Regions from separate parts of the Homo sapiens genome. Here region 2 is linked to region 1. A link is a loop called in an ENCODE intact Hi-C map of the cell type or tissue named here. Cell type or tissue: gastrocnemius medialis. All regions are shown on one strand. Each heading gives the region's core, and the rest is flanking DNA. Links, peaks and the distances in the headings are about the cores only. Region 1 overlaps UNC13C (unc-13 homolog C). Region 2 overlaps UNC13C (unc-13 homolog C).

The links. A loop is a pair of places that touch in the nucleus more often than their neighbours do. Peaks named below come from ENCODE experiments on the same cell type or tissue, not always from the same donor. Only the 100,000 strongest peaks of a DNase experiment are listed, where the experiment ranks them.
Region 2: it touches region 1 in a loop (2.1-fold over the local background); 3 of 110 quality-filtered maps call a loop at or near these places.

What each region holds. Positions count from the first base shown.
Region 1 is chr15:54,266,560-54,282,565 of GRCh38, reverse strand. All of the region lies in intron 10 of UNC13C (unc-13 homolog C), which reads right to left. Among named protein-coding and RNA genes, the nearest start is that of UNC13C, 300 kb to the right of the region's middle. In gastrocnemius medialis, for the core only: no CTCF peak of the experiment used is centred there; no DNase peak of the experiment used is centred there.
Region 2 is chr15:54,206,886-54,222,891 of GRCh38, reverse strand. The region is part of intron 4 of UNC13C (unc-13 homolog C); the gene reads right to left. Among named protein-coding and RNA genes, the nearest start is that of UNC13C, 240 kb to the right of the region's middle. In gastrocnemius medialis, for the core only: no CTCF peak of the experiment used is centred there; no DNase peak of the experiment used is centred there; H3K4me3 peaks cover 1,432 bases; H3K27ac peaks cover 3,329 bases.

The DNA.
Region 1 (16,006 bases), core at 2,730-10,729:
CTGTAACACCCCCTCTGGGGTTTTGGGGTCGTGGGCACCCTCACCTGGGCAGTGCCATGTTCCCCTTGAAGTGACACACCTGGTCTGGCCACAGGTCCCACATGGGGCTTACTCCTATACTCAGAGCAGCTGGCTATATCCCACGCTCACTTGCTCACTCCTGCAAGAGGTTGAGCGCAGTGGGACAAGTAGAGAGGGCGCCCCTTCTACAAGTCTGGCGAAGGGGCTGAGAAATATCCCACATCATAATTACACATATATACATATTGAATTGATGATATATATGTATGTGTATATGTATGTATACATGTGTTCATATATTTATGATTCTGTATATATAACTACATACATGATCAGAACTAGAGATAGCAAAATTTTTTACAGTAGTTACCTAAAAATCACTCATATGATGGAGATGTAGTTCAGAATACTGGTTAAGATTAAGGGCTCAAGCAACATTATTCATAATACCTAAAAGTAGAGTCAATTCAAACCTCTACCAACTGGAGAAGAGACAAAATGTAGTGTACCCATACAATGGAATAGTATTCATTATTAAAAAGAAACCACCTGCTGAGACATACCCCACATGAATGAAACTCAAAAACATTAGGCTACATGAACAAATCCAGATGCACACTTAAAATGAATAAATTGTATCATATGTATATTATACCACAGTAAAACTTAACAAGAAAAAAAATAAAAATGAGAGTTCACTTTTGGTTCCACCACTTGTTGACTATTGTACTACTTAATCTCTTTGCCTTGGTTTTGTCTTCTGTTTAATGGTGATAATAATAATGATACCTACCTCATAATACTGTTGTAAGAATTAAATGGATTAATGTGTACATGTGTATCACTTAGTATAGCACTTTGGAGTGTATAGATACATAAGCAATACTTGTAAGTATCTCTGGAATGAATGCATGCATTCTTTTCAACTTCGTATTTGACTGAGAGTTGGTGGTTTTAATTTCTCCCACTGTTGCATTCTGTAAATTACCAGAAAACTATAACAGCAGTTAAGGAATAGAAGAGCTGAAAGGCAAATGACCAGCACACCACATGCCAAACCCATAAAGAAAATGCCATGAAAAAATACATACAACTACATATTTAGCTTTAAGTATATCTTTGGTTCTCTCTCTCAGTCCTTTCAGTATTTCTTTGTCCTTTTCTGAAAGATCTTAGCATTTGTGTCTTGATAATAAATCTTAAACACAAAGCATTTTTCTGGAGTGTATGATCCAACTTTCTTATTTCAGAAAAGGAAACCTCTGTATAAAGACTAATAAACATTTTGCACTAGTAACAATGAGTGAATTGGAAAGAAAATTGTGGATATAAAAGTTTTGGAAAAATAATAGCACTTTATAAACTATTATAATTGTTTTTAATGCTTATATAGTCAGTCTGTATAAGTATATGGATAGTTTAAAGACTTTTAAAAATATTGAGTGTTGGCCGGGCATGGTGGCTTATTCCTGTAATCCCAGCACTTTGGGAGGCTGAGGCAGGCGGATCACTTGAGGTCAGGAGTTTGAGAACAGCCTGGCCAACATGGCAAATCCTCATCTCTACTAAACATACAAAAATTTCCCGAGCATCGTGGCACATGCCTGTAATCTCAGTTACTCAGGAGCCTGAGGCAGGAAAATCGCTTGAGCCTGGGAGGCAGAGGTTCCCATGAGCAGAGATTGCGCCATTGTGCTCTAGCCTGGGCGACAGAGTGAGACTCTGTCACAATTTTTTTAAAAAGTATATATATATATATGTGTATATATATATATGTATGTATGTATGTGTATATATGTATATATGTATGTATACATATGTTTATATATGTATATATGTATGTATACATATGTTTATATATGTATATATGTATATGTATGTATATACATACATATATGTTTATATATGTATACTTGTATGTATACATATATATGGAGAGAGAGCAAGAGAGAGAGAGAGAGACAATGGGTTTTTCAGAAATATGGAACTCTCCTCTATCAATTTCCGTCTGCAATGAGCACAATTCTTATTGTGATAGCTGTATCCAGTTCATTACTTGACTCACTGAATGTTATTGTCAATATTTTAATAGAAAGTTATTATTTAGTATTAGTATTTGCCTTTAAAAAGTTTGATATATTGTTATCAAAGTAGATACATGTATCTACTTTGAATTGTGACAAATATGGGATCGTATTGTACATATCATTTACCCCTTTAACTTAACACATTGGGTACATCCTGACACATCATTCTTTTTAATAAGTATATTGTATTTCATTATATTACTGTGTCCTAATTTATTTAACTATTCCCCTATATACAGTAGATAGACATTTAAGTAGTTTCCATTTATCTACTGTTGGAAGCAATACTACACAGAACCACAGAACCCCTTGTATATGTATATGTTTATAAACTTGTGAAAATATGTTAGTCAAATTATTAAAAGTAGCTTTGCTAGATTTAAAGGTGTGCATATTATATGCATATCTGTATACACACACATTACTAAAATGTTATCCAGAAACACGTATGTGCTTACCCTTCTATCTGCTTCTCTGTACTCTCATTAACACTAAGAATTTTTACTGTTTAATATTTGCTGATGAGATCATTGAAAACCTATCTTTTTATATTATATTGACTTTTAGGGAGCACATCCATCCTACAGTAAACAAAATACAGGCATAAATATTCATGCAATACTTTTCTATTTCCTTACCAGCCTATCTGAACAGAAAAACATTCTAATGAAAAGCTTCACATTCCCACATCTAAAAGACCTCTAGGGAGATAATAAATATTTCTTGCCAGAGAAAAAGAGTTAAACAAAATCAATAGCCAGAGTTTATTTTTGGCAAGAAAACAGGATCAGTCAGCATTCATTTCTGTAGACACCTGGCATCCTTTCTCTTAGCTATTCCCCCACCTTCCTTGCTAGAAAAGAAGAGCTGCCATCTTTCAAGAAACTTTGAGGCAATGATGGAAATGCCAGTAACAAGTTGTGGTTCCATCAGCTTCCCAAACAGACTTTATCTGAACACCAAACTTGAATCGGGAGAGGCAATCACAAAAGTAAACACTGTCAACTAACATCCCTCTCATCCCAAACATGAGCAATACAACAGCACAGTACAGGCTTATACAAAGAAGATTGTACTAATCACCAAGGAACTGCTGGAGAAATGTTAGGAAATCTCACATTCCAATTAACTTTTCCACTTAAGTCTAAGCTTCAACCAATTATCTCAAACGGAGCAAATGTTCTTAAGAATTCACAAATAGTAATGTTGGTTATTCCTCAGTCCTCTCTGGGCTCTTTTGCTAGATGTGAAAAATGCAAAGAGATGGAATTTTTGAAAATGCCAAGTCACTGCACAAATACCACAAAACACTTGGCAACACCTGTCATATTTTGGCACTGGTACTCATCTGTCTGCAGTATTGCCCTTTATCATTAAAATGCAAACTTAAGTGCCATAAGAACTAAAGTTGAATAAATATGTTTATGAACATCTGAATGAAAAATTTACCAGACACCTGTTTGAATGTATTTAATATTTCCAAAAGTTTGTGTAATAAAACATAAAACAACCCAATTTGATCAAACATAAGCATAGCTTATATTTTAAAAAGTATAACAAATACTGTGCTCTAGGTGATAAAGAGGTAAGACTGATGGTTCACATAGAAATCATTCTGATGAAAGCGATTACTTTAGGTTGAACCATATAATATTTCCATTTTTATAGGTCAAAAGGGTCAAATGTCAAGAATTTCACATGGCTCGATTGTGTAATGACCAGTTCTGCATGATGAAGAAGGATGTGTCCTAACTGAAAATCCAGTATGTGCTTTGCAAGTATAAGAAAGATATTACATTTAAAAAAAATAACTAGTGCATTCACAAAACCTAGTCTGATTATTAAAGATACTGAAGAGATCAGTGTCGGGGAGATGGAGAGAAGAACGGCATTGTACAGCTTAACGACAAAGTTGAGGAAGCCCTGGGATCATCAAGATATACTAAATTTGATTCATTTGAGAACAGCATTGATCCTAGAGAGGATCATTTAGACATTAGTGAATGCTTTTCCAGAAATTCAGCCATTCCTCAGGGAACTTCCCAATTCCTCTCTCGCCAGATAGGGGATTAATTTTGTCTACTCAAAGAAATCTAAAGCTTTCAAGCTCACATGAGAATATTAACCTGACATGTGACTCTAAAGTAGGGAGCAGTAAAGAAACTTCTGGCTGTTAAGAATTTTCTTGGAGTTCTAAAATCACAAGATCCATACTCATAAGGAGTGGCTGATAAAGAAAAAGGGTAAGATTTCTAAAAAGTGGTGAAAAGAGAGTTGGGTGCCAATATTTAAAAAGGCACAGCAAAAACTAGGCAAAATAGTCAGAGGTCTCAGGTCAGGATGGAGTGGCCAAAGATGGTAAGGAAAGTTAGGTCGGTAGAGAGCATTGACATAAGAGTTATTTTTGAGTTGCATGCCACGCTGATCCCTTTTCCATAAACAGAAAGTTATCTAAGGGGATTGTTTCTCTCTGACTGTGCACCGGCTACTACTTGTACTTAAAGGACTCTAACTGTAGAGTAGCCTCCAAAATCTGAGATCGCCTGGAGTGCCAGTTCATCAATTTATCAGCTACTTAATTTCCCCCAACTGTATCATTTTTTTCTACAACATTACTCTCATATTATGAAATAGATTGGGTTCAAATCATTTGGTTTCATCTCAATCCTTGTGATTGAACATGCAATTGAAAAATACAACTGAATTATTTGTTTTAATTCATCCTTGGAACAAAGCAAGGAACAAATAATTGCTTAAAATTAAATATTTATTAAAGCATGTCTTAAACCATTTTAAATATGGCCCTTGTAGCAGCAATATTAAAAAGATAAAGTTAATGTCTCCTTTTTGATGAAATTTTCCCAGCACATATACTTAATTATCTGCCAATTAGTAGAGTTCTATAAAGTAATAAACCTATGAATGCCAGAGGGCGCCTTAGGCATCATCTTGCAGTGAAAAGTCATGCCAAATGTTCCCCCAGAGTTAGTGGTAGGTTTCCATCTTGTTCTTTCTTAACCTTATACATTGTTCTGTAAGGACAGGGTGAAAAAAGATGATATGGATCTAATCATAATAAAAGCTCAAGAGGTTACTTCCTACTTCTTATTTTAGTGCTTTAACTAAGTCAAAAGAAGTGCTATCCATTTTATTGTCCCTCCCAGTCCAATTCTAGTCAAAATCAGCTTCAAAGTTTACTGGGTAGAAACATAACTGAAAGAAAATAACAAACATATAATGAAGACTAAAGGCATTCTTAACATTTCATCAGGCAGGAAAACATTGTGGAGATGCTGATAAAAATGTCAACATCTGAGTTCATATCATAATGTTTGAGTATCGTGCACAGAAAAGAAAGGCATGTCTTTGGAATTATTTGGAAGAAAATGTCATTGAAAACAAAGGAGAAATAAGAGTGAAGCAATAGTGCAAATAAATTTTTTAAATTAACAGTAAAAGTTTATAGAAGATGCTTTCATTGGTAAAAAAATCAATTATAGAAATTATCTTTTGAAAATAATTATTAAACATATTTTTATGCTTACTTTATACCCAAAATTATTTTAGGAGGTTGTCCTTAAGTAGCTCAAAACTTAGGTGAGGAAAATTACAGTAACATATATAAAGTACATAAAAATTTGGAAGGACTGTATCAAAAATGGTCTCAAATGTCGTAAGACTAATGGGGAAAAATGTTAAAGGCAAGTAGTAGATATGCCTGAGATAGCACATTCTTTTAATTTTGAGTAATGACTTTTTATATAGAACTCAATGAGTAACGTATAAAAAATTCACAACAGTATTACATCCTAACTAGCCCATTAAGGAACTTGGGGTTCTGGCTATACTATCTACAATTTCACAAAAGTCTGAGACATTTTTCTCAGCCATAAATGTAAGGATGTAAATGCACATGATACTGTATTTTAGATTTTAGATGTGTTGAACACTGTAAACCATTAATGCCAGACCACAAAGGATGGTGGTGGTCAGGATCACTGATATTACTGTGTGGTCATAATCATCATAGTAGAAGCAGCAATTTTATATCATCTTGAATTTGTGGGGTGTAATTAGTGGAATACTGACTCTGCTAACACAGTGAATGAGTTATTTTTTGTCAGAGTTTTTTCTTCAACTGTTTATTGGGGTATAACTAAAATACAATTAGCTGCATACATTTGAAATGTACAATATTTTTAGGTCTTGGCATATGCATTCACCTATATAATCATCACCATGATTAACATAATTAAAGTTGTATTTCAAAAGTTTCTCCAAAAGTTCCTTTGAGATTCTTTGTAATCAGTTCCTCTCATCCTTTCCTTTCCTTACTCCCCAGGAAAACACTGATCTGATTTCTTACACTGGAAATTAGTCTGCATTTTGCATTTTCTATAATTTTATATAGATGAAATTATACTGTAAGAATTCCTGTCTGAATTCTGTCACTTACCATAATTATTTTGAGACTTACCCAAGATATTGTGTATACCTACAGCTCATTCCTTTTCACTATTAACTAGTATTTCAGTCTCTGGATTTACCACGACTTATATCTATTCACCTATTGATATCTATTCACCTATTGATGAAGACTTGGGGTTGTTTTCAGTTTTAAGTTATTATAAAAAAGCAGCTATGAATATCTGTATACAAGTCTTTGTATGGACACATATTTTCTTTTCAATAAAGGAATGAATTCTTTTCCCAAGTGGTTTACCATTTTATATTCCCACCAACAACAGAATTCCAGTTCTATGAGAATTCTCACCAACACTTAGTGACAACAGGATAAAGGTATAGAGGAGACAACTAGAAGTGTATTATTATAACTTTCTCATATTGTATGTGAAGTAGTATTAATATTATATTACTGGTAGGCTGTTATAACTTAAAGATATATACATAATAAACTCTAAAGCAATAACTAGAATAACAAAATAATGAGATATAAATAACCCAACAAACTATATCATATACAATTATAAAAAATATTCAAGTGGTTCAAAAAAGGGCAGAAAAAAATAATACTAGGGGACAAAGAACATACTATTATACTAAGTATGATGTGATTTTCACATAGTTTTAATTTGAATTTCCCTAATAACTAATGCTATTGGGCATATTTTCATGTGTTTATTTGCTATCAACACAAATCTCCTGTGAGTACTTCAAAATGATAGATAATTCTGTTCTTGTTGGGCAAAGTGTTCTAAGTAGCCTACCTACGAGTAGTATAACTATTTGTGTCTTTATTTAAAGTGTATTTCTTACAGGCAGGATATGCTTGCATGTTGCTTTTTTATTCAATCTGACAATCTCTGCCTTTTATTCGGGGCATTTAGATGTTTTTTATGCAATGTGATCATTGGCATATTTAAGTTTTAGTCTATCATCTTGCTATTTGCTTTCTGTTTTCCCCCATTTGTTTATTTTACCCCCTTTATAGGATTTATCATTTTTGATATTAAAATTTGTCTACTTAGGCCGCGCGTGGTGGCTCACACCTATAATCCCAGCACTTTGGGAGGCCGAGGCAGGCGGATCACAAGGTCAGGAGATTGAGACCATCCTGGCTAACATGGTGAAACCCTGTCTCTACTAAAAATACAAAAATTAGCTGGGCGTGGTGGCGGGCGCCTGTAGTCCCAGCTACTCGGGAGGCTGAGGCAGGAGAATGGGGTGAACCCAGGAGGCGGAGCTTGCATTGAGCCGAGATCGCGCCACTGCACCCCAGCCTGGGCGACAGAGCGAGACTCCGTCTCAAAAAAAAAAAAAAAAAAAAAAGTCTACTTTATTAGCTTTTTAACCATAACATTTTTTGTTTTCTCTTTTTAGTGGTTGCTTTAGAGTTTATAGTACACACCTTTAAGTGGATATTTATGTGATAATAGAAGATACAGGCATGAGTTGTGTTTCTTCCATTTTGCTTGTTGGGATGGATTATTTAGCAAAAATCTATTGGTCTCCCAAAGGTTTCTCATTTGTAAAATGATAACAACAATCATAATGACAATGATTAGTTGTGAAGTATTATACATATGATAGGATTTGAGATACAGTAAATGACCACACAAATATCCATGCCTATAATTATAATGATATTTGCAATGATTTGGGTTTTGTTTTAGATATTTCTTCCTTGCCATTAATATTTCTTCAACACATTGCTTACCTATTTAAAACTTCTTTTGCCCAGCTTTCAAATATTACCTTGCTTTAAACATCTTTTATTTGGAGTCAAATATCTATCCTATTGTCAAGTCAAGTTGGCAGCACCAGGCAGAACTGACCACTTCTCCCCTACCTCCCTAGGACTGGCTCCCCCTGTTGACGATGTTAGCCTCAGCATCATCTCCACTCCAATTGTAATGAAAGCTCTGGGGCAAAAAAAATCATGTGTCTTACATATTTACCTCAGTGTCTGTAACACTGTGGAGAGTACCTCACACTTAAATACATGTTCAACGAATTATTTATCTACAGAGTGTTGGGGCGGATACTAACCAAAAAAATGCTCAGAAAGCTGAATTTTACACCATATGGATCTGAGTCAACAGGGATCTGCAGACTCCCAGTTTGGCCAGGGACAGTACTAGCGTGTTGATCTTTTTCTGCTTTCAAAATAGGTGGTCTACACAAGGGGTACATCCAAGAAGTGAGGGAATGAACCAAGTAGAGATAGATTGGCATTTTAGTTTTCGGATCTTGAAAATGCTGCTAGATCAGTTGGTTGTAGTGTAATACTACACTCAGGGGAAATTGCTTCAACCCACAAATGAGTGACTAGCATGCCCCATTAAGACTTCCCTGGTCTCCATTCCACACATGAAACATACAAGTGATAGTTTTAAGATGTTCCAATCATTGATAGACCAATAACCCAGGACTTGTATGGTGCTTTGTAAAGATGAACTGAGCTAATTATTGAAAAACCCAAATAGGTTTCCAGCAGCAAACTGAGTGCTAGAGTTGGGAAACACATGGCCAAGGCTATGATATACCATGGGGAAGTGAAAAACAAGAAAATCTATTGAGTAGTGATCAAGAATCAGATCAGTGTGCAGAGAAGCGAGGAAAGGGAAAAGCGGGGAAAGGAGGGAGATAGGGACACAGTGAAAGGAGTGTGTGTGCAAATGGAAAGATGGAAAAACAGATATAGGTGAATAAACTCTCAGAGAAGAAGAGAGGAATAAACAAGCATAATCATTTCTGCCCTTGGGACAATTTGTTTGGCTTTTCCTGGTTTCTGCAAGGACTTTCTGTTCTCATATATTAAAATTTGTCCTCACCTAATCCGTTTTCCATGTACTAGTTTAATTGTAGAGGGTTCTCTTTCCTCTGACTGAGACAGATTCCTGCAGAACAGTCCTTTTTACCCACAAAGATTGCTGTTTGTACCCCCAACTGCTCCCTAAAGATCTGGGAGATTTTATTTAAGTTCTGTTTGGTTCTCAATTTAAAACTAAGTCAAGTTCATAGCACCTTGCACCCCTGCCTATGGAATATTACAGTGATAGCTCTAAACATGCATCTTGATTTGATATTTTCTAGTTTACTGACTGTGAATTAATTCTCTTTGGTGACCCTAAGTTTATATTTTATGACATTCAATTTAGATCTCTCCATAACTCCTTCCGCTATTTATTATAAAACCCTTAGATTCTAGTGAGAAGCAGTGATAATGTAAATTCTGTTCTGTTGGCTTCGCTGTATGTGGATAGGTAATGGCTCAATCTCATTTAGCAAGCGAACAGTAGAATTGGTTATTATTATTTTCCTGCTGCTAGACATAATCACAATGTAGGCAATGATTAGAAAAAAAAGAGAAATAAATAAATAAATAAATTCTAATCCCATAAAGTGTGACTAAACTCCTTGCTTTAGAAACTGTGGAACCATCTTCTGTGACAAATGACTTGCTGATGTTGGTACCATCACTGTAAAATGGCTCAGACAACTGAGGAAATACTCCCTTCCCACATAGCCTAGGAAAAGACTGCTGGTAATCTAGGCAATAAATCAGATGCATGATTATGTTCAGGCTGTCATTTTAAAATATTAGTCTGCTGTGCTATCAAAATATTTTAAATATGGTATTAAATAAATTATCTTTTATAGAGCTTAGTTTATGCTTAACTGATACTCAGCCCCGGCTGAGCAGCACATGGCACGGTGGAGAGCCATGGGCCTGAGGCACTCTGCGCACCACATCTGGGTAGCTAGGAATTGAACGTGGCTGCCATATACTTCAAAAGGTCCAAAACAATCATGCTTCTAAACTACAGCATTATGAGTTTAGTGTTACTGTCTGTCAAGATGGGGAATAACTTTTAGCACATTTCCCATGGCGAAACTGAGATTCAAAGAGGTTAAGGATTGGTCCAGAAACATGTTAGACCCAGAATAGTACTGGTATTCAGGTTTATAATCTTGTTGGCCAGAGAGCTTTTTGTATAACGTGGAATCACTCTTTAAGTCAATACTTTCCATGGTACTTAACTACAGTGCTTTACATATAACGGTCACTCAGGAAATTAGGTGGAATTAAATGGATACTCCAAGAAGTAAGTGGAGCTGATTGTCCAGTCGGTTACATACGTAGAATACTTAACTACCATTCCCATGCCTATTCAATGCTACTATAAATGAGGACACATTTGCACTCCTATCACAGGCATTTTGTTGACTAGACTTTCATTAACTTAATTCTTTACTCCAATGGTTAATATCTATTAAAAACAGATTAAGTAACACATATCTACTATCAGCTTTATGACCTACCTCAACTCTTGCAGGGAGTCAGCATGAAATTTGTTTTTATTTCAGAAGTTTGCAAAAAGGAGGCACCAAGGCCTCAACTATAGAGTCCTCAGAGAACAGCATCAACATATGAAGAAAATGTCATCTCCTAACTCTCAAATTTCTTATTCAAACTGGCAGACCATACTGGCATTTTCTCTCTATAACTCACTGAGAGAGACTTACTTGTTTTCCTCCTGAGGGAATGGTTTATGATAAGCATAAGACATTTCATTAACAGTAGCAAAGGAAAGTGAAATTGAAGGTCATAATTAATTATGAAATGATCAACTATACAATTCAGTATCAAAGAGCAAAGATAACCAGCACCTTAGATTTATATGACACTTTATCATTTTCAAAGTGCTTTCATATGTGTTATCTTAATTAATCTTCACGTGATATTTTAGGAATTAAACATTTGTTTACAACCCCTTGTAACTCAGATTTCTGTAAGGGCTTAATTGGTTATGCCTCTGTTCTCTCCAAATGCTGTCCAGAGTGCCCCATTCTGAAATCACACAACATCTATAGTATTTTAAAGATTATAAATTCAAACTCTTTGTTTTAAAGTAAGATAAATAAAATTAAAATTGAAATTATTTAGCATTAAAATCTCTAGAGGGCATTAAAGTGCAATTAATGGGGGGATAATTAAGGCCAAATCCCAAAGTTGAAAAATTATTTCAACTACCTTTTCATTTTACCAGTTTTGTGATTGCTTGCCTTGTTTAGGTCTGCAGCAATTTTTCAAGTGAAGAGTTTGGATGTAGGGGGAAAAAAAATCACACTTCCCAATTTCTGCTTGTATCTTATTTGTGGCTTCACAACAGGGCACTACTTTGTAGTGTCGAATGTACTACAACCCATCTGAGCTTTGATTTTCTCATCAGTGAAGTGAGCAAGTTGGACAAAACTATCTCTCAGATCCATTTCCCAGTCTCAGTTCTCTGATTCTTATTTTAGTAGAATTTTTTTTTTCTTTTTACAGCAACCTATTCATTGGTTCTCCCTTGGCCTCACTATTCAAGTTGGAACTTTTTTGGCATGGGACTATTACTGTCATATTTAGTGTAAAGACCTGAAGCTCAGCACAAAGATATAATCATGTTATTAATGCTAATAATAATACAGCTATCATTTTTAACACTTAACAAGTTCTATGAAATTCATATATAGTATCTACCTCAAAAAACACAACAATTCTGTGAGGTATGTATTATTATCCCTATTTTTCATATTAGACAAGCTAAAGCTCAGAAGTTAAAGTCACACTATTAATAAAACATCTTATTTTCAGAATGTCAGTATATATTTTTCCACCCCAGTTCACAGGGCAGAACTGTCAGGGGAGGGGAAGGTATGGATGAGTTCATCTGTGATGTGTATACATTTTTCAACGTCTGAACATAAATTCACTGTGAACTCATTTCTTTCTGCAAAAGAGAACCGTTTATAAAGAAAAGGTAACTCTGCAATTCTCATGCCATTTTTATGATAAATGAAAACATGCACTGGTAGCTTCAAAATAGTATTTCTGGAGCCAGTGATATAGAACCTGTATAATAAGAATAAAATCTCAGAATTCAGGAAACTGATGACAGAAAGAACTAATGTTAAAAAAGTTGGCATTTAAAAAGGAGACAAATAGAAAAGAATTACAAGTGTAGCTTCACTTAAAGTTAATAAATATTTTATCAGTAAAGTGGAAAATATTTTGAAATATTATGTACTTATATATAGTTCATGCATGGCCAGGTACAGTGTTAAATTTGAATTTCTTCTTTGAAATGATGTTTAAAAAATACATATATTGTTACTGCCAGTACAGATAGAGCCTCCTATCAAAAGGAAACCAGGCACACAACATGGAAAATTATATGAAAACTGCCAATAATAATACAGATAATTCATAGTTTAATGGTCCATTCCGGTGTGTACTTCTGTGTACTTTCCCCATGAACTATGATGCATTTTAGCCAGTCTGGTGGGAACAAGCACTAGCCCTGGTCTGGATGAGCACTGCGAATTGTCACATCAAGTACTTGGGTGGTCCTAGGTAGTTTTATCACATGCATCATTATTTGGCTGCACTTATCATTACTCAGTTGATTTCTCAAGGAGGACCCTTTGAAGGATTAAAATAATACAATAAATATTTCTATTTTATTTTACTGATTACAACTGGATCAATATTTCTAGAAATTTTATTCTCTTTGACATGCCCTATGTTGGCTCTCATACTGTTTTATTTTGTTTTTGGCTTATCAATCAAATTCAGGTTTCCAGACTTTCTATTCTAGTCAAGAGGGATTAACAGGGACCAGAGATACCCTCCCACATAAAAAAATCAAGCAGTGAGCAAAATATATCAAAGAGTGGTTTTCAATATAATGGAGATATGTCAGTGATGAACAGTGATCCCTGAGAGAGAGAAAAACAAAGAAAGAAAGAAAGTGAGCCCTATGATTACTTCAGCTTATTGCCTTGAGGGAGTTTTCCAATCATTGTGCAAGGAATAGAAACCAAGGTAGATAGTTTGCTGCACGTTGTGCACATGTACTCTAAAACTTAAAGTATAATAATAATAAAATAAAATAAAAAATTAAAAAAAAAAAGAAACCAAGGTAGAGTCCATTAGACTCTTTGAGTTGAAAGACAGAATTGAAAGTTGGGGAAGACCAAGGCAGCTAGAGGTCACAGGGCATAATATCAAAAATAAAAGAGCTGAACAGAAGGAAGATTTCAACAATCTGCACAGGGGTCCCCTTGAGAAATGAGTTGAGTAATGATAAGTGCATGCACATAAAGAAACTGCCCAAGGCCAGATTAAGATTTAAAAGTTTGATGCAATAGTGCCCAACACACAGCCAGTCCTAGAAATCATACTAATTTCTACTGGGCAGAAGACAAAACCTCCTAATTCATGAGTTAGTAGGAAGAGTATGCTGAAGAGTCTTGCCTTCATTATATGGGGAATAATTAGCCTGAAATTGAGCACTATTTCATTCCCATTTAACACATTTGAAAAGCAAGATCCAAAGCACAAAAATATTTCCATGTAACTTAAGTATGTCCAGAACTAAGCTCAATAATACCTATAGGATGCTACGATATCCAGCAAGCAACAAAGTAACATTTGCAATGTCTGCAATTCAAGCTAAAATTACCAGGCAAGCAAAGTAGCAGAAAAATGTAATGCATAATGAGGAGAAAAATCCATCAATCAAAAGTGACCAAGATTGGACATAGATGTTAGAATTGGTAGGGAAGGACATCAAAACAGTTATCATAAATACTGCATGTTTTCAAAAATTTAAGTTGAGGCATGGAAGATGCAAAGACCCAGTTAGGATTTCCTAGGATGGAAAAGAAAATGCCTAATATGAAAATTACAGTGGCTTAGATTTTAGCAGGTTAGACATTACAGAAGCAAAGCTTAGTGAATTTAAACACACACAATGGAAGCAATCCAAAGTGAAATACAGAAGAAAAAAATAAGAAAAAAAAAATTAAGTAAAGTTGGGGGGTGGGGCGCAAGTGGAGGGAGAGCATTAGGACAAATACCTAATGCATGCTGGGCTTAAAACCTAGATGATGGGTTGATAGGTGCAGCAAACCACCATGGAACATGTATACCTATGTAACAAACCTGCACTTTCTGCACATGTATCCCAGAACTTAAAGTAAAATTTAAAAAAAAAGAAAGAAAGAAAAGTCCTCAGAGTGTCAAGGAGCTATGAGGCAACTTCAGGAGGCCTAATATGTATTCAAGTAGAGCCTCCAAACAGACAGCAGAATGAATATTTAAAGAAATAATGACCAAATGTTTCCAAATTTGAAAGAAAACTGTAGACCCACAGTCCCAAACAGCTAAACAAACCCTAAACACTAGAAAAAGGAAGAATATTACACCATGTGAAATCATAAACCAATTGTACAAATGAGTTGAAAAAATATTTTAAAAGCAGTTGGAGGAGTAGGGGAGATATGTTATACACAGAGAAGCAAAAATGTGGACAACTGCAGATTTGTTATTGAAAAAGCAAAAAAAAATTAAAATGACAGTCAGAATCATATGATCATCTCAATAGATACAGAAATAGAATGTAACAAAATGCAACATCTATTTCTGGTCAAAACTCTCAGTTCACTGAGAATAGAAAAATCACTTTTTAACTGGATAAATGGCATCTACAACAAAGCTACAGCTAATACCATAGTTAATCAAGAAATGAAGTTTTCCACTTGAGATTGGGAATGAGACTAAGATGTCTGCTCTTACCTCTGATTTGGCATCATACTGGAAATCTTAGCCAGTGCTTTAAAGCAACCAAAATTCCATCAGGGTTTTTTTGTTTTGTTTTGTTTTGTTAAAAAAAGATGAATCAATTCCTAAATTAATTCGGAATAAACATATTCCGAATACGTGATTCAGCTATTCATTCCACTTCTAGGTATTTATTCAAGAGAAATAAAAACATATGTCCACACAAATATTTACATACAAATGTCAGTTTTAGCATGAGTCATTCATTTAACATATGGGTCACTCTGTTGTCATTAACCAAAAACTGGAAACAAACCAAAATATCCATCAAGAGGTGAATAGTAAAATAAACTGTGATATATTAATAAAATGGAATGCTAACAAGCAATAGAAATAAGCTATTGACATACCCTACAATTTGGATGGATCTCAAAATAATTACGTTGAATGAATAGAACCACACAAAGCATTACATGCCATATTGTTCTAGTTATAGGAAATTCTAGAAAATGCAAAATGAAAAGTATCCTATAGCATCAGAAAGCAAACCAGAGACTGCCTTTGCACACGGGAAGTCAGAAGGGATGACTTTCCATGAGGCATAAAGAATATTTTGGGGCACTGATGGATATGTTCATTATCTTGTCTGTAGTGACAGGAGGTACACATATGTCAAAACTTAACAAAATGTACACTTTAAATGTGTAGATTTTATGTAATGTCAATTACACCTCAATAAAACTGTTTCTAAGGTTTCAGATATCCAGCTTCCTGAAAAACTGGAAGCTCTAGCTGCATCTTGTCTACATGATCGCATGGCAAC
Region 2 (16,006 bases), core at 4,452-12,451, 61 kb after region 1:
AAGACATACAAATGGCAAGAAGGTATATGAAAATGTGCTCAAACATCACTGTTTATCAGAGAAATGCAAATCAAAATTACAATGTGATATCACCTCAACCCAGTAAAAAATGGCTTTTATCCAAATACCAGGCAAAATGAATGCTGGCAAGGATATAGAGAGAAGGGAATCCTTGTTCACTGATGGTGGGATTGTAAATTAGCACAAGCACTATGGAGATCAGTTTGGAGGTTCCTCAAAAACTGAAAATAGAACTACCATATGACCCAGCAATCTCACTGCTAGGTATATACCCAAAGGAAAGGAAATCAGTATACTGAAGAGATACCTGCTCTCTCATGTTTATTGCAGCACTGTTCACAATAGCCAAGACTTAGGAGCAACCTAAATGTCCATCATCAGATGAATAAAGAAAATGTGTACCTATACACAATGAAGTACTATTCAGCCATAAAAACAAATGAGATCTTGTCATTTGCAACAACATAGATGGAACTGGAGGTCATTCTTTTATGTGAAATAAACCAGGCACAGAAAGACAAACTGCATACGCTCACTTACTGGTAGGAGCTAAAAATCAAAACAATTGTACTCATGGAGACAGGGAATAGAATGATGGTTATCAGAGGCTGGGAAGGGTAGGGGTGGGTGGAGGAGGGTTGGGGGAATGGTTAATGGGTACAAAAATATAATGGATAGAATGGATAAAATCTTGTATTTCATATTACTACAGTCAACAATAATTTATTGTACATTTAAAAATAACTAATATAGTATGATCGAATTGTTTGTAACACAAAGAAAGCATACATTCTTGAGTTGATGGATATCCCATTTACCCTGATGTGATTATTATGCATTGTATGCCTGTATCAAAATATGTCATGTATCTTGTGAATATCTATACCTACTATGTACTCACAAAAATTTAAAATTTAAAATAAAACAAAAATTCCCAAAAAACTATCAAGCAAATTTTTCAAATAAAAATCTTTCTGATTTTGGGACAACAGTTTGCCATTCCACAAGAGGACAGTTGATAGTTATTTAGCTAATATTCACAGACTGGCTATTTTCTATTACAAATCAGAAAATTTGTATACTCTGTATCTGAAGGAGTTCTTGAATTAATTGAAGACTGTGGGTCTGAGAAAATGCAGTGTTTCTGTTTATTTCTGTGTTGCCAAAACAATTGTTCGATAGGGCTATGTGATTAATCTTATTTTTTTTAGCATTATGGAACATTAAAGCAAGGTATAAGATAACCAATCATTCTAAATCCCTCTTCTTTAATACAACTTTATTCTGTTAGACTTTTACAAACAACTCTTTTTATTTAGTTAGTTATTTGATGATAACCTATGAAAACCTATTTGCATTTTTGCCTAACGTTATGTATTTTATATATATAATATAATTTTCCTGATGACTATTATAGACTCCATATAATTTCCACCTGCTAAATATTAGCCATTCAGAGTGTGTTATCCTCCCTTCTCTTTTCAATTATTGTCAACACTGAATGAATATTTATGTTTGTACAATTGGTGATTCACTTTCCACATACAATTTATCCTAACGATTTTTTGATTTCATATTTCATCAGAGCTATAACACCATCTCTCTTCATTATTTTATACAACATTGTGAAAAAAATAATTAAATTATGACACTATGCCTTCTTAGCAATTAGAATTTAAATTTAGGTCCCTCATAAACTGACACGAAAAATCTATGTATGACATAGACTTTTGTTATTTATCTACCATTTTTGTCAATACATGAAGGGAAAATATACACAAAATAAATTGTTAACTTATTTCTTAAACTTCTGATTCAGAGTCTAAATCTTTGGAATTAGACTTCATCAGAATTGTCAACGTGTGGGACGTTTTCCAAAATATTGTCCTCTAAGCCAGCAAGAGCATCTGTGGTTTAGTATTACATAAAATAATACACCATTATTGTCTTTTTCATCCCAAGTAGCAAACCACTATGCTACAGGTTTTGATGTTGATAGGTTCTCAATCTTACCAAAAGCACCAAAACAGGCAAACAAGCCTCCTACCCTTCCCCTAATTATCCTTATTTTTTTAATGAAACAATAAGACATTGCAGTTGTTTAGCAATGCCACCACTAAAACAGTCAAAAAGTGATTCTTTCCCAGTGTACTTTTAACTACATTTACAAGTGTGCAGGCAATGAAACTCACAACATTTGCTTGGCTACCAATATTTTTAATAAACCATCAGTTATTAAGATGCATTTTTTTAATTTTTTTTATTTTTATTATTATTATACTTTAAGTTTTAGGGTACATGTACACAATGTGCAGGTTAGTTACATATGTATACATGTGCCATGCTGGTGTGCTGCACCCATTAACTCGTCATTTAGCATTAGGTGTATCTCCTAATGCTATCCCTCCCCCCTCCCCCTACCCCACAACAGTCCCCAGAGTGTGATGTTCCCCTTCCTGTGTCCATGTGTTCTCATTGTTCAATTCCCATCTATGAGTGAGAACATGCGCTGTTTGGTTCCTTGTCCTTGCCATAGTTTACTGAGAATGATGATTTCCAATTTCATCCATGTCCCTACAAAGGACATGAACTCATCATTTTTTATGGCTGCATAGTATTCCATGGTGTATATGTGCCACATTTTCTTAATCCAGTCTATCATTGTTAGACATTTGGGTTGGTTCCAAGTCTTTGCTATTGTGAATAGTGCCGCAGTAAACATACATGTGCATGTGTCTTTATAGCAGCATGATTTATAGTCCTTTGGGTATATACCCAGTAATGGGATGGCTGGGTCAAATGGTATTTGTAGTTCTAGATCCCTGAGGAATCGCCACACTGACTTCCACAATGGTTGAACTAGTTTACAGTCCCACCAACGGTGTAAAAGTGTTCCTATTTCTCCACATCCTCTCCAGCACCTGTTGTTTCCTGACTTTTTAATGATTGCCATTCTAACTGGTGTGAGTTGGTATCTCACTGTGGTTTTGATTTGCATTTCTCTGATGGCCAGTGATGATGAGCATTTTTTCATGTGTCTTTTGGCTGCATAAATGTCTTCTTTTGAGAAGTGTCTGTTCATATCCTTTGCCCACTTTTTGATGGGGTTGTTTTTTTCTTGTAAATTTGTTTGAGTTCATTGTAGATTCTGGATATTAGCCCTTTGACAGATGAGTAGGTTGCGAAAATTTTCTCCCATTTTGTAGGTTGCCTGTTCACTCTGATGGTAGTTTCTTTTGCTGTGCAGAAGCTCTTTAGTTTAATTAGATCCCATTTGTCAATTTTGGCTTTTGTTGCCATTGCTTTTGGTGTTTTAGACATGAAGTCCTTGCCCATGCCTATGTCCTGAATGGTAATGCCTAGGTTTGCTTCTAGGGTTTTTATGGTTTTAGGTCTAACATTTAAGTCTTTAATCCATCTTGAATTAATTTTTGTAGAAGGTGTAAGAAAGGGATCCAGTTTCAGCTTTCTACATATGGCTGGCCAGTTTTCCCAGCACCATTTATTAAATAGGGAATCCTTTCCCCATTGCTTGTTTTTGTCAGGTTTGTCAAAGATCAGATAGTTGTAGATATGTGGCATTATTTCTGAGGGCTCTGTTCTGTTCCATTGATCTATATCTCTGTTTTGGTACCAGTACCATGCTGTTTTGGTTACTGTAGCCTTGTAGTATAGTTTGAAGTCAGGTAGCGTGATGCCTCCAGCTTTGTTCTTTTGGCTTAGGATTGACTTGGCAATGCGGTCTCTTTTTTGGTTCCATATGAACTTTAAAGTAGTTTTTTCAAATTCTGTGAAGAAAGTCATTGGTAGCTTGATGGGGATGGCATTGAATCTATAAATTACCTTGGGCAGTATGGCCATTTTCACGATATTGATTCTTCCTACCCATGAGCATGGAATGTTCTTCCATTTGTTTGTATCCTCTTTTATTTCATTGAGCAGTGGTTTGTAGTTCTCCTTGAAGAGGTCCTTTACGTCCCATTAAGATGCATTTCTATTTTTTATAATGTATTAAAAATGTATGTTGTAGAATTGTTACAATAGGATGTTTTGCCATCTGTCCCCCTCCTGAAGCTCCTCATCAATAGTGCCCTATTCCACTTCTTGCATTCTGACCTAATGGCCCAGCTTTTCTCCAGCCCATTTTTTGGATTGCCAACAGAGTGATTTTTCCATAACACAAAATCTAAGCATGTCATTTTTATATTCAGTATCCCTGATTGCTTACAGGATATAGAACAAACCCCTTTACATCCCAGTGAGGCTTAATTGCCCCCTCATAGCTCATCTCTTTCAACTTCTGTCTTTGAGCTTCATTGTTCCAGCCATCCTGAACTCCTTGTAGGTTTTTGGGAGGCATCATACTATTCCACACTTCTCTGTTTTTACTCCACCATTCCCTCTACTGGTACTGGCCTCCTCACTGAGTAGCAAATGCTAACACCTACTTACCATTCAAGTAAGACAGTAATATCACACTCACTGATCCATAAGTATCTCCTCCCTATCCCCAGGTAACCCTCTTCCCTATCTCTGTAACCCTTAACTTCAGGATTTCTCAGTGGAAACAGATGGGGAATGAGGGGAGAAAGAGGAGGAGAAAATTATGTCTGTTTTCCCTCAAATGTGTTGCCAGCACATGTGTGGGTTGAAAGGTAAACACTTGTTACTGACAGGAGGATGTCCTACTTTTTGGTTGAACTGGAGCAGAAAAATGTCTGAGAACAATTGTTTTAAGTCTTCTGTCATATCCCCTATAAAACTGCATTTTGTTTGTTCACAGGGAATGTCTCCACTATAATACAAATTTTTTAAAAATCAATAAAATGATATTACTCATCTCTACTTTCCTAGAACTAGTTCTGGCATGTAGCAAGGATGAATGAAAAGTTGAGGTTCAGGTGAATAGGTCTTGACATTAGAGGGATGTGACATTAAGTAGTCCATGGTTCTGTTTTAAAATTTAGATTTTTGTCCCAGAAATGATGCCTGGAAAGAGCAAGATGGAAGCCTACGGACCTGGCAGAAGTCAGAGACCTCACACTAAAGAGGGTTAGTCAGCAAGAACTTAAGTCATAGGGAAGAAGATAAGAGCCTGAAATTTCCTAGGCCAGTAAGTATTTTTTATCCTCTATGAATCTATCTACTGCGGAAAATGAAAAAAATTACTTGCCTTAAAGCATCTTTGGGAGCACTGATGGAGATAATACAGATAAGTAGATTATGTATTACTGGTAGCAATTATTTGATCAGAGACTTGTGTAGACAGAAACAAAATTAAAGTTGATTGAATGTGTGCTGGCCCACCTGCTGCCCTGTGGTATTTACAATCATCCAAACTAAGGAACAGATTAATGAAAGAGCCTCTGGCAGACATGAACTTGTAGGTACCTATCTGCATAGAGAGTTAAAAGAATAGAAGGGCAGGTCGACAAAGTTCTGATCATACCCCCTATTGTATTTTTGGCTCTGTTAATTTCCTCTTCTGACTACGCTTTGTTCCAGACTTTCTTTCCTCTACTGATCCTTGGTTGGCACCTTAGCTCTGATGATGCCACATCCTGGTTGAGCTACTTCCTTGCCTTGCCCTTATCCACAATCCTAGTCCCAGTTATTTAATTTCACATCAGACAAGAGTCTCACAGATGACTCCACCAAGTTCATTTTTCTATGAACCCTAATATCTGAAAAACACTACTTTGATCCTCTCAAATATCTTTCTAAGCCCCATCTCAAAATGGAAATAAACTTCAAAGAATAAAGCTCCTCCTCAGTACTAATTGTTCCAGACTCTCACATCTTCTCTCCATTAACTCCTAGATACCTTAACTGTTGCTGTAAAGCAGAATGATTTTCTTTATTGGAAACAACACATAGTACTCTAAAGTAACCTGATGATCTCTTTGGAGGGAACCACATTAGAAACCAACATGCCATCTCACAGTAAGACCAGTATGGCTATAGTTCTTGTGTTGTCATGATCACTCATCCCTTGGTTGAACATAAGATGATGTAACTGGCTTAAGTTCAGAGATCATGGTTGCATGAAAAATATATAAAATTACCCTCAGCGGAACAACAATGTTCACGCTTGTGAGGCAAGGGAAAAATGAAACTTAAATAGGGCATAGAATATTAATGTCTTTCATCTCGCTCACTCTGGGCATGTATTAATAAAATACTGAACTAAGTGGCATGTTGAATTGCCCATCATTTTTAAATGTTTTCCTTTATTTCTCTCTGTGTCATATTTGCCCTCTCTTGCTTTCTCTCTAGTAAATTTGTATAGGAAGTGACTCCATTGAAGTAGGGAAGGAGTATGTCTGTTCTGCTGAGTGCCTGGAACACACTGGCTGTCAATAAACGATTTTTTAAAAGTTTTCACATAGTTTCACAAACATGCCAGCAATTTCAAGACAATATATCCATTCCAGAACCAATTATTTTCCCTGACATTTTTTAGCTGTTTCCTCGTCTCTGTTTTGTGTATTACCATCAATTTCACAAAGAGGTTTAAAATACTAAATAACAGCTAATCTGAGTTATAGAATTGAAGCAACCTAAAAAATGCTATATTCCAATATTTTTGTATTTTAAGGATGTGGAAAATGAGCTGCGAAGAAAATAAATGCTTGTGCAAGATACCCAGATTATTGGCAGCAAGCTAGACATAATCGGGGCTCCAGGCTTTCGCTGCAGTCCTGTCCTTTACCCCTCCTTTGCCTCTAGTATCCAAGAGATATCCAATCTTGTCCACTTTCCTTCATGTACACACTCACTGTCTCTCATCCTCACATCCTCTCTCATTTGCATCTTTATATTTGGATCACCATGTACATTTGTTGTGAATTTTATTGTGTTATGCCTGGAACTCTTTTTGTTGACTTTCTAATAACCACTTTCCCCATCTCCAGCTTATCCCAGTTTCAATTTATGTTGGACAAAATGGCTGCATCTATCTTCTGTAGGTATTTAGCCATGAAACGGACATGATTAAAATGATGTTTTAAGAAGACTAGTCTGGCAGTGCTTTTCATGATGGATTGGAGGACAAATAAAGGAGACAGAGAAGTGGTCTCAAAGATTGTTGAAATAATCCTGGATTCCTTAATGGGCTTCTTAATGAGAGTCTTGACTGAGGTAATTTCACCACTATTTTTCTCAATCCCTCCATGCCACTTCATGAACTCTGGTAAAAGTCCCAATTCAAACTGCCATAATATTTTAAAGATAAGATGGCCTCACTGTCAAGGAGAGGCTTTGTATTCTACTAAATTACTTTCTCTTTTCTTGTGCATTTGACCTATTAAAGCTCAATAATGCTCCTTAACACTTTAGGCAGGCTTTCTTTCAAACCTTTGTTCCTTTGAAACATGGTTTCAGAAGTGGTGACTACCTCATTATTCACCTTTACATTATTTTTTAAAGCTAATGCCATTTTTTAAAGTTTTCAAAGAGTGGGAGACGACATGAATGATACACTATCCTGATGAGAGAGGGAATTTCAAATTGTATTTCCAGTAATGAAAAATATTTTTCAGAGAAAAACAAATAACCAAATGGTCCTAGGTTTTTGGTATAATGAGTTGAGGAAGTAAAAAAGCCTAAATGCAGCTTTCAACAGTCTCCTGAAGGTTTTCTCAATGGTAGGCTTGGGAACAATGTCAGTGTCAGGGATTAACTTTTAACAACTCAATTACAATATGTACCTTCTAGGACTCATTTTCTTTACACATTGTTTGTCAAATAGAAAATACAGACTTTTCTAGAGCTTGCAATTACCTATACCAAAAACCTTACTCCCTCCATAATGTTCTGTGTACCTAAATTAGCCTCAGACATTATTACATGCTACAGAACAGAAAACAAAAAATGCAGCCCCAAAACTTTCTCATAATAATAGCATCCACTATTTTTTTGAAAAAAAATCCCTTTAATTAAAATTCATGCTATTTAGGGTCTCAATTTAGGGTGTTAGCTTTTAAACATCTAAGTCACACTTCTGTGGTTCAAAGCTGTAGTAAATATGAAATCGTGTGCATTAATGTTCCTTGATTTGAAGCTAATTTTTGTAGTAATCTCAGGAAAATCTCAGCAGCCATTTACACATAGTTTTTAAAAGTATGATCATTCATAATTAATGAAAGACCAACTTCTTAATAGCTTACTTTAAAGTCATTAAGTAGAATCAAATCTCCAACAGCAAAGAAACTACATTTCTTAAAGCTGAAACGCTTTATTCCTTTTAATCACACTATCCTTTAGAAGTATGCTGCATATATAAACCCTAAAATGTTTAATAATCCCTCTTCTATCACTAATGAAAATTAGCAGTACCTGACAGCAGAGACTACTAACACTATTAAGTGGTTGTCAGACTTTCACAGCCCACCCCTCTTATTATTAGACAATGTTTCTTGCATCCTCTTATATAGTTTCACAGTTCAAAGCTGACTGCAACGAAAAACATAACTCAGACTTTAGCTCAGACTAAAGACACATCTCACCGAGTAGTTTAGCTTTGATAGACAGTACCAAGAATGCCCTTTCAGGTCCTGCTCATTTTAAAGACTAGCGAAAGAAAAGAATAAAGAAAACTCCTGGGCTGTGTATCTCATCAGGAAGTAGCCTATTCACAGACAACTAGAGCCAAGCTCTGGTTGTTTGTTATTCCGTTGTTGTCTCATTATTTTAAAAGAAATTATGGAATTTTTAGGGTATAATTAAAATATAATTTTTAAAAAAGCAACAACTGTACATCAGGTACTGTTTTAATGAACTGCCAATTAGGGAATGGGTATTGGAGGGATTCCAATTGATCCACACAGGCAAGGATAAGATATAATAATTTGTAGTGTCAATTTTTAAAAGTTTCTCTGACCATCAATTTGCAATGTGTTATTTCTCTCCCTTGGTAGCTCCGTCTGTGCCTTTGCCTCCTTGGATATGTGATCTCAATGCCTTTGGCTGGTAAACTTCTGGTGCCATTGGATTAGAGAAAATTCCCTCACCTCTGAAAGTTTCCAGCAATACTACCTGTTAGGTTGGCAAGTTGCAAAATGTCTTCCCCAATCTACCTATCTGCTACAAAATAAGAAATCTTTCCCCTTTTGAACTGCTTGATATAGCTTTATCTATTTTTGGTTACATGCAATTCAGTGCTTTATGCTTACATGCACTTACACATCATCACACATCTCTTCAACAACTTGCGTCTTTAAGGTCAAGAATAAATGTATGTTCTCCATGTAAAAATAATTTGCCTGCAACCCATGAATGTACCCAGAGGGGTAATTTCCCAGGATTGTGCAAATGATTAGAAGCTTACAAAGTTAACAAGACTTAACTGCATGTTCCTAAGTAACTATCAATTAGTTGAGAACCCATTTCACCATGCTACCATTGCACTACATTTATTCCTTTTATAATACACATTAAAAATTGTGCTAAAGCTGTCTGCACATGTTTGACTTTCACTAGATTAAAAACCCTTCCAAAATAGGAACTATATAAAATATACTTTTCCTCTCTAGTATTTAGTATAGGATTTTACACATATTAAATACTTAATAAATAAGTAATGAAATTAATGAATGAAAGAATTCTTTTCATTTTTAAAAGTTTTAAAGTGGCAAATAATAATTATATATATTTATAGGGTATAACCTAATGCTTCAATATATGTAAACATTGTGGAATATTCATCTTTTAAAACACTTCTTACTAAAGCAAAAACAAGCATATAGACACACATTTGAAGGTCTTGAGTAATTAGAAATTAGAAGATTGTCCAAGTTTTCTTTTCTGCCTCGGGGTTTGAAGCAAAGGTTATTATTCTAACCGGTATGATTCTCTAAAAATTGAAAAACAAATAGATTCATTATGTCTCTAATCCAAAATGTTGTTCTTACTGTGCTTAGCATAGTGGCAGTTTGCCTCCTCAAGGCCATCAGGGTTTAAATAGAGAAAAAGTACTGTTTGTTCCTAATGGGTATGCCTTGCATTTTCAGGTGTACAGTTGCTGGAACTGAAATTGAGCTTTCCAAAACAGACACCCAACCAAAAGGTAATTTTAGCTGTCTGAAAGAGGACATATCCATCTATGTTTAGTTTAATGTGTAATCAACTCTGCTAGCGACTGTCAAACTAGTACTGTATTCTGGAAGCACTTTTTAAATCCAGTAGTTAAAACAAACAAACAGACATAGATCTAATTGAGGTTGAGGGAGAAGAAGGGAGAAAAACTATGTAGATTTGGGATATTTGGTTGTGCTGGCTGGAGAAGCAAAAGAAGACTTTGTTTATTCTTCCCAGATCCCACAAGGAGCACGGTATTGTGTACATATTTTTTTATTCTTCCCAGATCCCACAAGGAGCACGGTATTGTGTACATAATTTAACAGTCATTTTTCAATATACATTGATGTGGGAGCTGTTTCCAGTGACTGTATATGATTCTCTGGACTTAGATAAGAATCATCTGAACAGTAGAATGTAAGTAGAGTCACTTAAAATCAGGCATGTTTCTGAAAATAGTAACATAAAAATGATACAAACATCTACCTGAATTTTTCCTTTGGGCGCATGCCTGCTTGGTGTTTGTCCATAACACCTCTCCCATGGATCTCTCCTCAGCAGTTTGGCATGATGAAAGCTTAGCTACTTACCATTTTGTGATTATTTCACCTTGGGAAATGAGGTAAAGAGAACATGTCAAGTTTGTTTGTAAACTTCAAGCACTATGATAATGGAACAAAGGTAGCAATGTTGTACCAGTCAGCAAGTGCTGGTCCCAAAATATGTTAGTGTTCATAACTTGGTCACTTAGCCTCCTTGTGTAAGCTAAAGCATCTGAGCTACTGACAATTAGGACCCCATATAAAATAAATGGGTCGTGGGAGTGAATAAGCCAGCAAAACGGAATCTCCTGTTTCTTACCTTACAACCCAGGGACAATGTAAGAGGGAGGAGAAGACTTTGGCATCAATAATGATAGCATTGGAAGGGTTGAAAAATAACGCTGCATCCTGACCTCAGTCCTGCTCACAGGGTTGAGAGTTGTCATACAAGCTCATTTCCTTTGATTCTTCTGTAGACTAAGCAATGAATGTTAGATCTGCCAAATATGGATATCCCATGAAATCCCACTAGCACTGCACCTGACACTGTTCATATTGATGGGGAACACTGGGACAAAGGATGGAGCTTTGTTGGGGAGTGAACTTTTGGTGTTATTACTTCCACTTTGTACACCACAACCAGTGGTGCACTGGAGCTAGCCCACGGTTCTAGATGAAGAGCAAACTGTAGACATATTTCCCTAACTCCGCATTCAGAGATAATCACATTGATAGCTTGAAACTGGTCATAGTAGGATAACTTGATACTAGGAAAAAAGGCAAATGCTACCAAGTAGGACTTTTTTTTCCTACTTGAATAAAACCTACAAGTATTAAACATTTACCAGCACACAACTAATCATAACTCTTGCTAATATCCCAGTAAGGAACTCCTATAATTTGTCACTTCACTAATTGAATTTTCATTCCCCTTTATCTCTATCTTTGATTGCCATGGACCCTTAGCATCATTCTACATAACATTTATAGAAATATTTGAGTTCTTTAAAATCAGTATCTTTCTTAGAACTTCAGTTGAAAGGGAAGCCAGCATAGAAGTTCACATAAATAGCTGCGTAATTTACAGTGATGACTTCAATTCAGTGCTCCTTTGAAATGATTCCCTGGTCAAATTAATTTACTTCAGCATTCACTGAGTTTCTACTATGATACCTAGCCTACTAAGTGCTATAGAGTGCTGCCAGACAATTCTTCATGAATGCCCTGCATTTCTTTACGTCTTGCTAGTAGAGGCTCTGACTGCCTTTTGTAGCATCTACTCCTGTGGAATAGAGTACAGATTTGTTTGCTGATCAGTGTAATAAATATAATGTCTCCCCGTGAAGCAAAGTTTGGCTTGACTTGCTTAAGTCCACCGCGTGTCCTGCATCCACAAAGGCCCACCTCCAAGTCATCCTGTGGGAACTGGGACAAGGGAAACCATTGCAAACAAGAAGCCAATGCTGTCTGCTTTGCCATGAATAACAAAATCCTTTGTCTCTGACCTTTGTATCAGGATTATGGTATTTTCTGCCAGCATCCATGCAACTGTGGCAGACTAACTAGTCAGCTTTTAAGTAGGGTAAAATATCAGAAATTCATAGTTCTTAAAGTAGAGAACATAAAATAAGTTTATTCTTGACCTTAAAGAGACATATAAACATATAAAGAGACATGTGATGACGCATAAATGCATGGAATTATAAATAATTGAATTTCATATAACCAAAATATATAAAACTATATCCAATGGTTCAAAAAGGAAGAGATTTTTATAATAAATGCTTGAATCTCTCATCATGAAGTAATTTTGACATAGCATTGCATTTCAGTACAAAAATAAATATTTTGTGCCACACAATCCTCATTTATGACCATGCTTGTTATATGGGAACATTAATCATCTAATTAGTGACAAAGTAACTGATTTAGAGAGCTAATATAGAAATAACTCTAAATAACAAACAAGAAAAATTAACACTGGTTTTGTTAGACCATATATATATATATATATTAATGCAGTTAACTATATATATATATATTTTATATATAGTAAGTTTTCTTTGCATAATATAATAAATATTTATTTCATTTCTGGAACAACAACTATATGTCAGGTAGCATACGAGATTCTTCATGAGTATTCTTTGTAACTCTGACAATAACTTTTCAAGTAGGAATTATTTCTAACATATAGAGGAGGAAATTGTGTTTCACAGCAGTTAAATAATTTGTTCAAAGTTAATATAGTTAGAGAAAATTGATTCAAAAATATTCAGTAGTTATGAAACAGTGTCTTACACACACCTTAAATAAAATATGTTAACATCTACCAGATACTTTTTGCCTGTATTATCTCATTTTATCTTATTTATTTCAACCTAATAGATAAATTGACTATCCCAATTCTAAAGAAGTTGCACTAGTTTGTTGGATCATGTTGACATTAAAATCAAAATGTGTAATCGTTGTTTAGCCGATATTAAGAGGTAGAACCTTCTAGATATTTGTACACATAAAACATTTATATAAAATGTAGGCCTGGTGTGGTGGCTCACACCTGTAATCTCAGCACTTTGGGAGGCCAGGGTGGGCCGACTGTTTGAGCCCAGGAGTTCAAGACCAGCCTTGGCAATATGGCAAAATCCTGTCTCTACAAAAAAACACAGAAAGTTAGCTAGAGATGGTGGCCTGTGCCTGTAGTCCAGCTATTCAGGAGATTGAGGAGGGAGGATCATCTGAGCCTGGGTGTTCCAGTCTGCAGTGAGCCGTGATTGTGCAGCTGTACTCCAGCCCTGAGTGACAGAGTGAGACCCTGTCTCAAAAAAAAACAAAAAACCAAAAAGAAAACACTAAAATGTAAAGGGTCAGTTCAGGATACACTTCACTCTATGCCTGAATCCCTAGACCATTTGGGTTAGTTTATAACTGGAGTATAGAATCGTGGTTGCAAGTTGCTTATACTCTCCTCGCAAATATCAAATAAAGTTAATACAGAACTTCAAATACAAGAGCCCTTTTCCCTTCTTTGGGTTTCTAAGACATTTACCCCATCGTGCTTCCAGTTCTACTCTGAAATCCTCCCTCCTCAGGTGCTTAAATCTCCATATAGCTGAACATTCACAGTAGAGTGGGAGGAGGAGCAGAGGGCCTAAAAGACTAGTTTGTAGTACCCAAGAGAGACTTCCTTTCAGGACAGGAGCACTGAGCCATGATAAAGTCTAGGGCAAGGCAGTCAAAGTTTAGGTGACATGGTTTGTTAGCCATGGACTTGCTTTGCATAAAGGAGTTAATGTTTCTCTTTTGGAGACTTGCGTCACACAGAGGAAGGGTTCTTGCGTCATTTTGGCTTGCCTGTGTTGACAAATGGGATAAGCATAAATGTATTGGGGGCAAAATAATATATAAGTGAGAGAACTAAAAAGTTATTTTACCTCAAAAGTACTATAGTTTATGGCTATTTATTGTATGTGATACATAAGATTTTTAAAAACTCATCTTTTCAATGAGACTTATATAACCTTACCATTCTATTTAATACTGCTCCTTCCCTGCCAAAATTTACCCTGCCTCAGCACTTCCAATTCCCTTTATTCTGGTTTAGTTCTTATTTTCATAGTTCTTATGACCATCATACACACATCATACACATAATGTACTTAGGTTTATTTTATTATCTATCATTTCTACTTAGAATTCAGGCTCTGTGAGGGCAGGGGCCTTTATTACCAAATGCCTTGAATAACACCTAGCACATAGTAGCTGCTCAATAAATCCTACGGGAATGAATAAATGAGTAAACAACTTTGACATGTTCAATAATAATCATTTATGCAGCCCTTATTATTTGGCAGGTACTGTTATAGCTACATACGCACATTAATTCACTGAATCATGCTATGGTTTGGCTATTGGACCCCTCAAAATCTCATGGTGAAACGTAATCTCCAGTGTTGGAGGTGGGGCCTTGTGGGAGGTGTTAGTATCACAGGGCGGGGGTCATCCCTCATGAATGCACCATCCCCTTGGTGATAAGTGAGTTCTTGCTCTGAGTTCATGTGAGCTGGTTGTTTAAGAGTATGTGGCACCTCTTTCCTCTTTCTATCTTTTTCCTGCTCTCACCATGTGTCATGCTGGCTCCCCATCACCTTCTACTGTGATTGTAAACTTCCCAAAGCCCTCACCAGAAGCTGAGCAAGTGTTGGTGCCATGCTTCTTGTACAGCTTTCAGAATTGTAAGCCAATTAAACCTCTTTCTTTAAAATAATTTTCCAGTTTAAGTATTCTTTTATACTAAAAATAGCCTGAGACAAAGCCATACAATAAATCTTATGAAATGGAACTACTATTATGCTTATTTTCTACATTAGCATACTAAAACACAGAGATGTTAAGTATTTTGTTCCAAAATCACACAACTGACACATATAAAGCTTACATTTGAACCCAACCAGTCTGGTTTCAGAGTGCTTCTCTTGATCACTACAGTAGTGAATGATATTCATGACAGGCATTGAGTCATTTTAAGAAAAGACATATATTGTGTTCTGAATATTGTTTAAGAAGTCAGAGATGTACAAATTTTTAGAAAAATATCTAATCAAAATTATCTCCAAATTATCCCCATTATATGTATCTTTAATGGGTACTTCAGTTATCTGGATAATTAACGTAGATGAATTATTCCATTCCCTCAAAAACTTAATTGTAAAATGCCAGTAGGCTTATTTCTACTTTCACAGTTTCTTCTCCTCCTCTCCCTCCCCTAAGTTCAACATTGGGCAGCTATGTGTGGTGAGGGCCTCATGCTCCTCCTGCTCATGGCAGAACATGAAAAAGGAGTGCAAAGAGATCACATGACAACTGAGGACATGAGAGAAAGAAAATAAGAAAATTATAATATTTTTAACAACCAGCTTTTTTCTGAAACTAATCCATTCTCAGGAAAGCAAGAACTCCCTCACCTTGAGGGAGAGCATTAATCTATTTATGATGGCAAACACCCCTCACCGGATCCCACCTCCCAACACTGCCACATCAGGAATCAAATTTCAACATGAGTTTTGTTCGGAACAACCAACATTCAAATCCTTGTAATTATCATCATCATCATCATCATCACCATCATCATCATCATCATCATCAATAAAGTGCCACTGCTACCTTACCTTGGTACAATGCATTGCATGAGGATGCTTCCTCTCTGCTACTGTGAGATCCAAACTTTTATTTAGGGCCCACGGTATTTTTGCTACTTAGGGTACCTTGGGTTTTATCTTCCATTAGGAATGGGTTATATTTTAACAACCTCAGCACAGTGCTTTCTTTTGGCGATCTAAACACAAGCCAAAGTTATAGACATCTGA